Regions from separate parts of the Homo sapiens genome. Here region 2 is linked to region 1. A link is an interaction called in ENCODE POLR2A ChIA-PET data of the cell type or tissue named here. Cell type or tissue: GM12878. All regions are shown on one strand. Each heading gives the region's core, and the rest is flanking DNA. Links, peaks and the distances in the headings are about the cores only.

Region 1 (5,598 bases), core at 905-4,904:
CGCCTGTAATCCCAGCACAAGGCGGGCAGATCACGAGGTCAAGAGTTCGAGACCAGCCTGGCCAATATGGTGAAACCCCGTCTTTACTAAAAATACAAAAATTAGCTGGGCATGGTGGCACGCGCCTGCAGTCCCAGCTACTCAGGAGGTTGAGGGAGGAGAATCGCCTGAACCCAGGAGGCAGAGGTTGCAGTGAGCCGCACCACTACACTCCAGCCTGGGTGACAGAGCAAGTCTCCGTCTCAAAAAAAAAAAAATACGTAAAAGAAGAACCTACAGGCCAGGCACAGTAGCTCATGGCTGTAATCCCGGCACTGTGGAAGACTAAGAAGGGAGGATCACTTGAGCCTAGTAGTTCAAGACCAGCCTGGGCAATATAGTGAAACCTCATCTCTACAAAAAATATAAAAATTAGCTGGGCACGGTGGTGCACACCTATAGTCCCAGGTGTTTAGGAGACTGAAGTGGGAGGATTGCTGGAGCCCAGGTCTTCGAGGCTGTAGTGTGTCATGATTGTGCCATTCTACTCCAGCCTAGACAACAGAGCAAAACCTTGTCTCTTTTTTTTTTTCCCCTCAAATTCTTTTTACCAAGGACCCTGTCTAAAAACAAACAGGCCAGGTGTGGTGGCTCACACCCGTAATCCCAGGACTTTGGGAGACCGAGGCGGGCCAATCACCTGAGGTCAGGAGTTCGAGGCCAGCCTGGCCAACATGGTGAAATCCCATCAATACTAAAAATACAAAAATTAGCTGGGCATGGTGGCAGGTGCCTGTAATCCCAGCTACTTGAGAGGCTGAGGCAGGAGAATTGCTTGAACCTGGGAGGCAGAGGTTGCAGTGAGCCGAGATGGTGCCACTGCACTCCAGTCTGGGCGACAGAGCAAGACTCCATCTCAAAAATAAATAATAATTTTTAAAAAACAAAAAAACAGAAGTGAGCAAATAAGAATATAAGAACAACCACTTTATTGAGCATCCACTACTTACCATAGTCTTTATATTCATGTTGTCTGATATCCACAGCAGAAACTTTTGGATTTGGTGGACATGAAGATCATTGGTGACCAATGTGGAGAGCTCCTTCAGTGGAATGGTTAATCCTGAGCCAGATGACCTGAATTCAGGAATGAACAGGAGATGAAGACATGGAGAATCAGAGGAAGGACTTCTCAAGGATACAGTAAAGGCCAGGGACAGTGGCTCATGCCTGTAATCCCAGCACTTTGGGAGGCCAAGGCAGGCAGATCACTTGAACCCAGGGGTTCTCAAGATCAGCCTGGGCAACATGGTGAAATCCCATCTCTACAAAAAATACAAAAATTAGCTGGGTATGGTAGCATGCACCTGTGTTCTCAGCTACTTGGGAAGCTGAGGTGGGAGGATCACCTGAGCCTGGGAGGCCAAGGCTGCAGTGAGCTGTGATCGCACCCACCACTACAAAGCCTAGGCAACTGAGTGAGACCCTGTCTCAAAAAAAAAAAAAAAAGTAAGAGGAAGAAAAGTTATGGGTTAATAGTGACTTGATGCAGATGGAGGGAGAGTTTTTCACTATGTGGGAAATGCGAGCATGACCACGTGCTAAGCAGCGGGGAAGGGTCCAGTGGAAGAGACAGGAGATATGAAAGTGGAGAAAATGATGGAGGGAAGCTGGGCGCGGTGGCTCAAGCTTGTAATCCCAGCACTTTGGGAGGCCAAGACGGGTGGATCACTTGAGATTAGGAGTTTAAGATCTGCCTGGCCAACATGGTGAAACCCCATCTCTAGTAAAAATACAAAAAATTAACTGGGCATGGTGGTGCACGCCTGTAATCTCAGCTACTTTGGAGGCTGAGGCATGAGAATCCCTTGAACTTGGATGGTGAAGGTTGCAGTGGGTCAAGATCATGCCACTGCACTCCAGCCTGGGTGACAGAGCGAGACTCTTGTCTCAAAAAAAAAAGAAAAAGAAAAAGAAAAAAAATAATGGGATAATTGTGGGGGGGATCATGGATCATACATTTAGCTAACATTTACTTAGCATATACTATGTCCTAGTCCTTTCACTGGGCACAAAAATGGACCAGCCTTGGCCGGGCACGGTGGCTCACACCTGCAATCCCAGCACTTTGGGAGCCAAGGTGGGAAGATCACTTGAGGTTAGGAGTTTGAGACGAGACTGGCCAACATGGTGGAACCCCATCTCTACTAAAAATAGAAAAATTAGGCACTCATTCTCTTTCCTGCCACCCTGTGAAGAGGTGCCTTCCACCTTGATTGTAAGTTTGCTGAGGCTTCCCCAGCCATGTGGAACTGAGTGACTCCATCTGCAGCTTTTATTAGAAATCAAGGGAAGCCACCAGAAGACGGAGCACTGAATGAGCTCTGCGGAGCTGAATCATCTAACCTGACCTCCAATTTAGAAGAAAGCCCCTCTGTGCGCACCTGCTAACCTGCCTGTCATCACCCTCACAGCTGTGCTGGGTCAGTGTCACAGACTCACCCATTCCAGAGTTACCATCTGATATGTGTAGGCTCATATGAAAAGTATGCTGTAATGTGAGGAAATAAATCCGACGGAAAAACAAAAATCAAAACAAACAAACAAAAAATACAAAAATTAGCCGGGTGTGATGGCAGGCACCTGTAATCCCAGCTACTCAGGAGAAGTGCTTGAACCCAGGAGGTGCAGGTTGCAATGAGCCAAGATTGTTCACTGCACTCCAGTCTGAGTGACAGAGTGAGATTTCATCACAAAAATTTAAAAAAAAAAAAAGGACCAGCCTTGTTCTCTGCCTTCAAGGTTCACAGTCCAGAGGGGCTAATGTAGAACAGGCAGAATGCATACCTATGTGTGTGTGCAGGGTTGGCCTTGTGTGGCGACAGAGGAGGCTGAAACAGATGAAGAGCTAGAAAGTGAGAATGGCTGTCTAGGAAGGAGAAGGGAGCATCCCTTTCTGGACAACTAGGCAGGAGGGAGGGAAAGGTTAAGTTCTCAGCACCCCTCACTGAACGTTTTAGCATTTGGCAGGGGTTTCTAGACCCTAAGAGGAATGTGGCCAGGTAGAAGAGATGAAGAAATAAATGCCTGCTGTCCAAGTCTCTGAGTTTGTCCCGGAGCTACCCCAGTGACTTATTTGCTGGCACTTCCTGCTTACTGTAGGCTAGGCTGTCTGAATGAGAATGAAGAACAGAGTTCAGGTTCCCAGAGGACCCATATACGAAGCAGGGCGATAAGGGGGCCTGAACAAGATCTTGACTTTATGCGTGGACCTTCTAGTGACATTGTAATGAGCGCACATTTAAGGAACATATTTAAGTTCCTTCTAATCCCCTATTAGGGCCGAATCATTCCTAAACTCTGGCCAGCTCTGAAACCAACTTCACAAGACCTGACTCATTTCCCCCAAGTAGTGAAAGTCCCTACACAGGTAGCTACTGGAAATGGCCCTGGGCCTGTGCACTGAGGCATTATTCTCCCTCTCAGGCCCCTCAAATCCTGTGGTCCCATTCAAGTGGCTGCTGAGAGCCAGCAAGGCTGGCACCAGGCCCTGGGGACTGCATTATGCAGTCAGCTACCTCATCTTTTGGGATCTGAGCTCCAATCCCCAATCCCACCAGAGTGACTTGGTCCTCAGAACCATTTATTGCTTTTTTCCTGATTATGCACCAAAGCAAAATTCTTAATTTCTTAAATATATGTTATTTATTTTTTGAGACAGAGTCTTACTCTATCATCTAGGCTAGAGTGCAGTGGCATGATCACGGCTCACTGCAGTGTTGACTTCCCAGGCTCAAACAATCCTCCCACCTCAGCCTCCCAAGTAGCTGGGACTACAACTGTCCACCACCGTGCTCAGCTAATTTTGTTTATTTTTTGTAGAGACGAGGTCTTACTATATTTGCCCAGGTGATCTCAAACTCCTGGGCTCAAGCGATCCTCCCACCTTGGCCTCCCAAAAGTGCTGCAGTTATAGGCATGAGCCACCAAGCTGGCCATGCTTACTTTTTTGAGTTGTTTGGGGATTAAATGAAACAATGGATGTAAAGTGCCTGGTGGTACATAGAGATTTAATGAGTGGTAATGATTATTATTTATATTCAAAATAGGCTGCTGCAAGCTAGGTTGAAATAGGAAAACTGTTCCCTCTTCTCCTACCCCTTCAAGTGAAACTACTACAAACTGCCACCCATCCCTGACAGAGACAGAACTCCAGAATAGAGGAGGAGGACTCTGCACAGGGTTGCAGTCTCTTTCTCTCTCATGCATGCGCACATATACACTCATGCACCCATGCAAGCACACTTACACCTGTACATGCACACACATGATTATGTAGAGCTACAGCTGTTGGCATAGAAGCTATAGTTATATCAGGGTAGGAATCAGTTCTATTATGGCAGTTACAAAGATCAATGCTGCAGTGAAGTGGTGGAAAGGAGGCTGCAGCCAACTGAAACCAATGGACTGGGACTGGAAAGTCGGGGGTGGGGGGAAGAGGAGGAAGTGGTGTGGGCTAGGGCAGGCAGGCAAGGGAATAACCGCTGACGGAAGCAGACAGCCTGTCATATGGCGGTGCGGATTTCCCCTGTCAACTGCATTTCCTAATTTTACGGTCTTCTGTTGCACATGTCACCCACAGAGGCTGCTCTGTGCTAAAAGTGGGTAGAAGTGATTGATTTATTCATTCGACTGACCAATATTTAATGATATCTACCATGTGCCAGGAGTTTTTTGGAAAAATAGACTGTTGTTGGGAAGGGAGTTAAAGGAAGCTGGAGAATGGTAGTCTGAGCAGAGGAATTGATATGTGCCAAGTTGTGGAGGAATGAAGCAGGATGTTACATTCCAGGAACTACATGTGGTTTGATAAGAAGGGAGCATAGGCTGGGTGGGAGGATCACATGAGGCCAGGGCAGCATACTGAGACCCTGTCTCTACAAAAATAGAGGTGTTGTGCACCTGTAGTCCTAGCTACAATGGAGGCTGAGGTGGGAGGATCACTGAAGCCCAGGAGTTTGAGGTTACAGTTAGCTATGATTGTGCCACTGCACTCCAGCCTGGATGACAAAGCAAGACCCTGTCTCTAAAAAAAAAAAAAAAAAAAAAAAAAAAGTATTACAAATTTAAATATATATACTTCAAAATACAAGTAGGAGAAAGAAAAAGAAAACATATATATAAGGCAATTTGATAATATATATGAAAATGTTAAATGTCCATCCCTTCTGATTCAGCAATTGTAAGGAACTTAGTTTTAGGAAATAATAGAAAAGGGACAAGGCTGTTTACTGTGTTGTTTAGATTACCCAAATCAGCTGAGCGTGGTGGCTCACGCCTGTAATCCCAGCACTTTGGGAGGCCAAGATTGGAGGATTGCTTGGGGCCAGCAGTTTGAGACCAGCCCGGGCAACATAGCGAGACCCTGTCTCTATTTTTAAAATATATTTTTAATATAAAAAAATTAAAACATATTACGTAAATATTTGTAGGAAGGGAATATCCAAAATAAATTGTTGTGCATCCATGTGATAAATACAGACACAACAAGGATAAAGTAAATATGTAAGTATTGTTGTGGAAAAAATGTCTTTGATATGTTGTTAAGTGGGGGGAAAA
Region 2 (5,598 bases), core at 526-4,525, 240 kb after region 1:
AGACTCTCAAACACAAAACAAATGTTCAGCAAACATTTTAAGCAAAAAGTTATAAAGATTAGTTCAGTCCATGCAGTTAATTTCTGTTCTGCCTGATACTCATGAACATTTTAGCTCTCCATGAGTCCTAAAGTTTTTCTTCTATTCTGATGTCACACTCTCCAAAGTTATCAGAAACCTGCATTCAAGAACAACTGTTAGAGTTCCATAGCTGACTATAGAACCATCTTCCAAAGAGGACCAAAACAAGACAACAATTGTTCGTAGATGACAAAAGGTTTTAGGGCAGCCATAGTCAAAGACAAAATTGACAAGGAAATTTACCTCTGTGGCATACAATAATTTAACATAACAATTATAATTATTACTGATAATGTACACTAAGTTATATCAGAATTATAGGAGTTTCCCATAATATTGGAACACATATTAATAACATAATTATAGAAATACAGCCTAAAGAAAATGAGACACCATTTCATATTTGACAATGCTACCTGTATCATTTTTATACCAAATAAACCAAATTATGTCATTTTTGGACTTTAGGGAACCTAATCTCTCAAAGGATTAATTACATCAGAAAAAGACCTAATTTACAATTTGATTTTAGAAAGCTTGTTGAGTATCAAAGGTTTAAAACACTTGATATCACAAAATAGGATCACAGGTCATTGTCAAATAAGTCATTCATTTAACCAAAGTGATAACTCAATGTTTTTTTTTTTTAAAACCTTCATTCTTTGAGAGGCAACTTAATTTTCCAAGCAAGAAGACTTAAGAAAAACAGCAATAAGCTAATTAAATTTGTTTTTCAAAATTTTATAAGTGATCTAGAAAATTTTAATGTTGACCGTAAGATAGAGCTTCCATAAGCCTTTTATAAACTTTATAGGCTTTCTTTTTTTTTTTTTTTTTGAGACGGAGTCTGGCTCTGTCTCCCAGGCTGGAGTGCAGTGGCGCGATCTCGGCTCATTGCAAGCTCCACCTCCTGGGTTCATGCCATTCTTCTGCCTCAGCCTCCCGAGTGGCGGGGACTGCAGGCGCCCGCCACTACGCCCGGCTAATTTTTTGTATTTTTAATAGAGACGGGCTTTCACCATGTTAGCCAGGATGGTCTTGATCTCCTGATCTCATGATCCGCCTGCCTCGGCCTCCCAAAGTGCTGGGATTACAGGCGTGAGCTACCGCACCCAGCCTATAGCCTTTCTTAAGGAGTCAGTTAATGCTTCAAGAGGCAGGAGAGTCTCTTTTAATCTGACACAGGGGCCCATGTGCTAGTCTTTCATCAGCACATTCAAGTGCCTTTGACGTTAGTGATTAATATATAGAGAAATTGAACTTTATCTTTCAAAATCAGCCCTTAGAATCTCACGTGCCCACCTCTTCCATGATAGTCCCTGGGCCTTAAGGAGTTGAACGGCTTTAATTTTTGGCCCTGTGTCTCAGAAATGCAGTTTATTTTGACCGGCATCTTCTATGGAGCCTGATGAGGCTTTAATTGCTGTCAGTGTTTAAGATTTAGCAGGACTTGGTGTCCTTTTTGACCCAGGAGTCAAAGCCCTGTAACTCAAGGTCACAAGGACTTTAGAAGTACACACAAGAAGACACATGGATATAGTAACCTCAATTAAAAAAATTTTTGGGCTGGTCGTGGTGGCTCATGCCTATAATCCCAGCACTTTGGGAGCCCAAGGCAGGTGGATCACTTGAGGTCAGGAGTTCGAGACCAGCCTAACCAACATCATGAAATCCCGTCTCTACTAAAAATACAAAGATTAGCTGGGTATGGTGGCGTGCGCCTGTAATCCCAGCTACTCAGGAGGCTGAGGCAGGAGAATCGCTTGAACCCGGGAGGCAGAGGTTGCCTTGAGCTGAACATCCCTCCTTCTTAAACAATTAGTCATTTTATTTTAGGACTAAATTTACCATTCAATATTTTTTTTTTTTAGTAAGTGCTTTTTTTTTTTTTTTTTGAGATGGAGCCTTGCTCTGTTGCCCAGGCTGGAGTACAGTGGTGAAATCTCGGCTCACTGCAATCTCCACCTCATGGATTCAAGCAATTATCCTGTCTCAGCCTCCTGAGTAGCTGGGACTACAAGCGCATGCTGCCATGCCTGGCTAATTTTTGTATTTTTAGTAGAGATGGGGTTTCACCATGTTGGTCAGGCTGGTCCAGAACTCTTTACTTCAGGTGATCCACCCACCTTGGCCACCCAAAGTGCTGGGATTACAGGCATAAGCCACTGCTCGCAGCCACCATACAAGATTCTTTCTCGTATAACATTATTTCTCTTTAAGCTTTCTTACCATAAAAAACCTTTTTTTTTTCTGTCTTTACATCTCTTTTTATTTCCTGGTTTCTTTTACCTTGTTTTATTCACAACCTTAAAATAATCTTTGAATTAGACAAAACTTTTTCACCTTTTTTAAGAAAGTTCACACTTTTTAAAATCAAGAATGTTTTCCTATATTATATATTTTATTGGAAAATACCCAAATAATGAAATATCTATTAATTTAACTTTATATTATAAATTAAGACAAATTTGTCTGCCAGTATTTATCCCATTACATTTACCTAATTTTTTTATTTTAATGGTTTACCTAGATTATGAAAACCACAAGTCATGATTTTTTTTTTTTTTTTGAGATGTAATTTCGCTCTTGTTGCCCAGGCACCTGTAATCTACTGTAATCTCCAGTAGCTGGGATTACAGGCACATGCCACCACAGCTGGCTAATTTTGTATTTTTGGTAGAGACGGGGTTTCTCTATGGTGGTCAGGCTGGTCTTGAACTCTTGACCTCAGGTGATTTGCCTGCCTCATTCTCCCAAAGTGCTGGGATTATAGGCGTGAGCTACTGCACCCAGGCCCAAAAGTCATGATTTAAAGTTATGAAACCGCTGGGCGTGGTGGCTCATGCCTGTAATCCAGCACTTTGGGAGGCCGAAGTGGGCAGATCACCGGAGGTAAGGAGTTCAAGACCAGCCTGGCCAACATGGTGAAACCCCATATCTCCTAAAAATACAAAAATTAGCTGGGTGTGGTGGCGGATGCCTGTAATGCCAGCTACTAGGGAGGCTGAGGCAAGAGAATCCCTTGAACCAGGGAGGCAGAGGTTGCAGTGAGCCGAGATTGTGCCACTGCACTCCAGCCTGGGTGACAGAGTGAGACGCCATCTCCAAAAATAAAATTAAAAAATAAATAAAGTTATGAAACTGCCATTGCAAAATTATAACTGAGACAGTGAGGAAGATATGACCTAACTGACTCCATCTTGCTTCTAAACTCCAAGCTGTCGTTGTTCATTCCTGGACTTTGGGAGAAATTTAGTTTATAGTTTAGCTTTGAAACAAAGATGGTAACAGTCCTTTCCCAAAACAAACCTACCTACCATCTGTGGATTAGACTGCCTAAAGCCACAAAATTAGAGGTTATGGTAATTTTACTAAATAATTCAAGATATAACTACATTCATTAAACCAATATCAACATCTTATTTGTTAAAGGTTACACAAGCAAGATCATTCTGTCTTGGGCTGCGTTTATAGTTTTGTTACCCCTATGCCAAATTTTGACACCTTATAATATTTGGCAGGGATGAGTATGAAATTGCTTCATTAATACATGCAAAGAAAAATGTAGGCGGGCAATTCTTAAGATGTTTCTAATATTACCTTACCATTAATTTTAAAGCAAGCTTATTTATTAAAGATTTTACTTAAGTTACATAAACTTGAAAGAGCATTTCACTAGTCTTTTGTAGTATATGATTTAAGCGCTTTTCATTGTTTTAAGCCAATTAATTAGCACTCTTTTATATATTTTTAGTAGTGAAACACTGTGTACACAACACATAAATACACAGACATATTAGGCATGCTTTAGAACTACATTTTACAGATTTATGAAAACCTTTTTTTCCCCTATATTAGACTTTCAGATTCTTGATGACCTATTTCATAACCCTGGGCAGTTTTCAGCTAAATAGCCTTAAATTTGCATATTAAAGGAAACAACTTAGGTGAAAGTCAAATAGCAAAATTTACATTATAAGGTCGGAGAGAAAACGTTTGGTGTGCTAGAGGGAAATTAAAACAGATTTAATTGCCAATTAAGCATAAAATCGTAGAAATTATAAAGGCCTTTTAAATATATATACACACACACATAGACACACACATAAACAAATATCCTATAGCTTTTACTTCAGAACTTTTAGCCATGAGATAAACACAAATTCACCACCCTGCAAAAAGAACTTGTTGGATGCAGTGGTTTTTATCTTAATAGAAAAATAACAGCAGATTTAGAGCAGGCAGAAAAGAAAAAAATCGAGAAAAAGAGCACTTAGGAACTCTATAATTTGCAGGTCGATCTTAGGGCTCTTTTTCCTTAATGTAAATGTGCACAAAGACCATATTATTTCCATTTTACATAAACTTTGGCAAGTAGATGTGCCATACAACCTATGGAGTGCTGGAAAGGGGGTCATTCTCTTTGTTTCCTCCTCATTCTTATATTGTTTCCCAATTTTTTTTTCTCTCTTAATAGGAGGAACTGAGCTGTGGCCCAGGTTTTTTGATTGCTATGTGCTGCTTGTGGGCAGGATGCTACAGTGTGTCATCGCTGAGTCGTTTCCACCCTCTTACATGTCTCAGTTTCTCTCTCCAGAGGTTTATGACCCCAGAAAAGGCTCAAAAGGCTGGGCGATCAGCCCTTATATGCGTTTCCTGGATGAGCCATTTTTAAAATTAATTTTTGTTGGGGATTTCCCTCCAGGGCCGCTGCACGTCGCAAGGGGTTAACCCCCCCAGAGACTCCCATGAGGCCCCCAGTCACCTAGGGGCGCTTTCAGCTGGGAGGAGTAAATGCCTTTTCTCTTCAGAGCTGAGAAAACTGTCATTAACGTATGAAAACAACAGTTCACTTCTTCACGCAAATGCACACAGACAAACCGAATTAAGTTTAAATTTGGGAGAAAAAGCAATAGAGAAGACCCTTTAGAATGCATCTCTGAACAAGAATTAGGATCCTTAAACAACAACTTCAGACTGGAACAAAGCAACAACAACAAAAAAACCAACAATATGATCACTGAGCGCTCTAATGGTAAGGAGAAATTAAGACCAGCTGGTTGTTAATCTTAACTTTATCCAAGACAAACCCCAATTCAGTTACCTATCTAGGGATGGGTCTCAGGCCGAAGGCTGCTTTCTACCATCCTAGAAGCAGGAAAAAAACAAAAAACAAACTCATCTTCCCTGTTAGAAGTGAGCTCAGACTCCATAGGAGTTACCTGCATTCCATTGTCATGGAAGCAGGAGAAAAGTTGCCTTCCTTGTGTTGGAAGCAAGTAAAACTCTAGAAAAAGAGGAGTTGTACAGCAAAATAAACTTTAGATCTTGACTAAATTTTGGGAGATCAGGGATTCTCTGGACGGGGTACTCTCAGACCTCAGCAAATTGTCCTATTGGTTTGAGCCATAAAGTTAGCTCATGCTGGTACCATGCACCAATGGGAGATTTGTCAAAAGTCAGGGGCATCTCCACTCAGAATCCCTCAATGATTACCAAAATGTGAACCCTGAAAAT

Evidence for each region. ChIA-PET counts read pairs that join two places held together with the same protein. Peaks named below come from ENCODE experiments on the same cell type or tissue, not always from the same donor. Only the 100,000 strongest peaks of a DNase experiment are listed, where the experiment ranks them.
Region 2: POLR2A ChIA-PET joins it to region 1 with 6 read pairs; 11 of 35 experiments call an interaction of 5 or more read pairs at or near these places.

The regions. Positions count from the first base shown.
Region 1 is chr1:45,542,946-45,548,543 of GRCh38, reverse strand. No RefSeq gene overlaps it. Among named protein-coding and RNA genes, the nearest start is that of AKR1A1, 5.1 kb to the left of the region's middle. RefSeq lists enhancers at 2,658-2,837, 4,634-4,683, 4,704-4,853 and a silencer at 3,528-3,577. In GM12878, for the core only: no CTCF peak of the experiment used is centred there; DNase peaks (open chromatin) are centred at 3,363 and 4,563; H3K4me3 peaks cover 1,512 bases; H3K27ac peaks cover 3,074 bases.
Region 2 is chr1:45,305,632-45,311,229 of GRCh38, reverse strand. No RefSeq gene overlaps it. Among named protein-coding and RNA genes, the nearest start is that of LINC01144, 4.5 kb to the right of the region's middle. RefSeq lists an enhancer at 4,638-4,817. In GM12878, for the core only: no CTCF peak of the experiment used is centred there; no DNase peak of the experiment used is centred there; H3K4me3 peaks cover 177 bases; H3K27ac peaks cover 593 bases.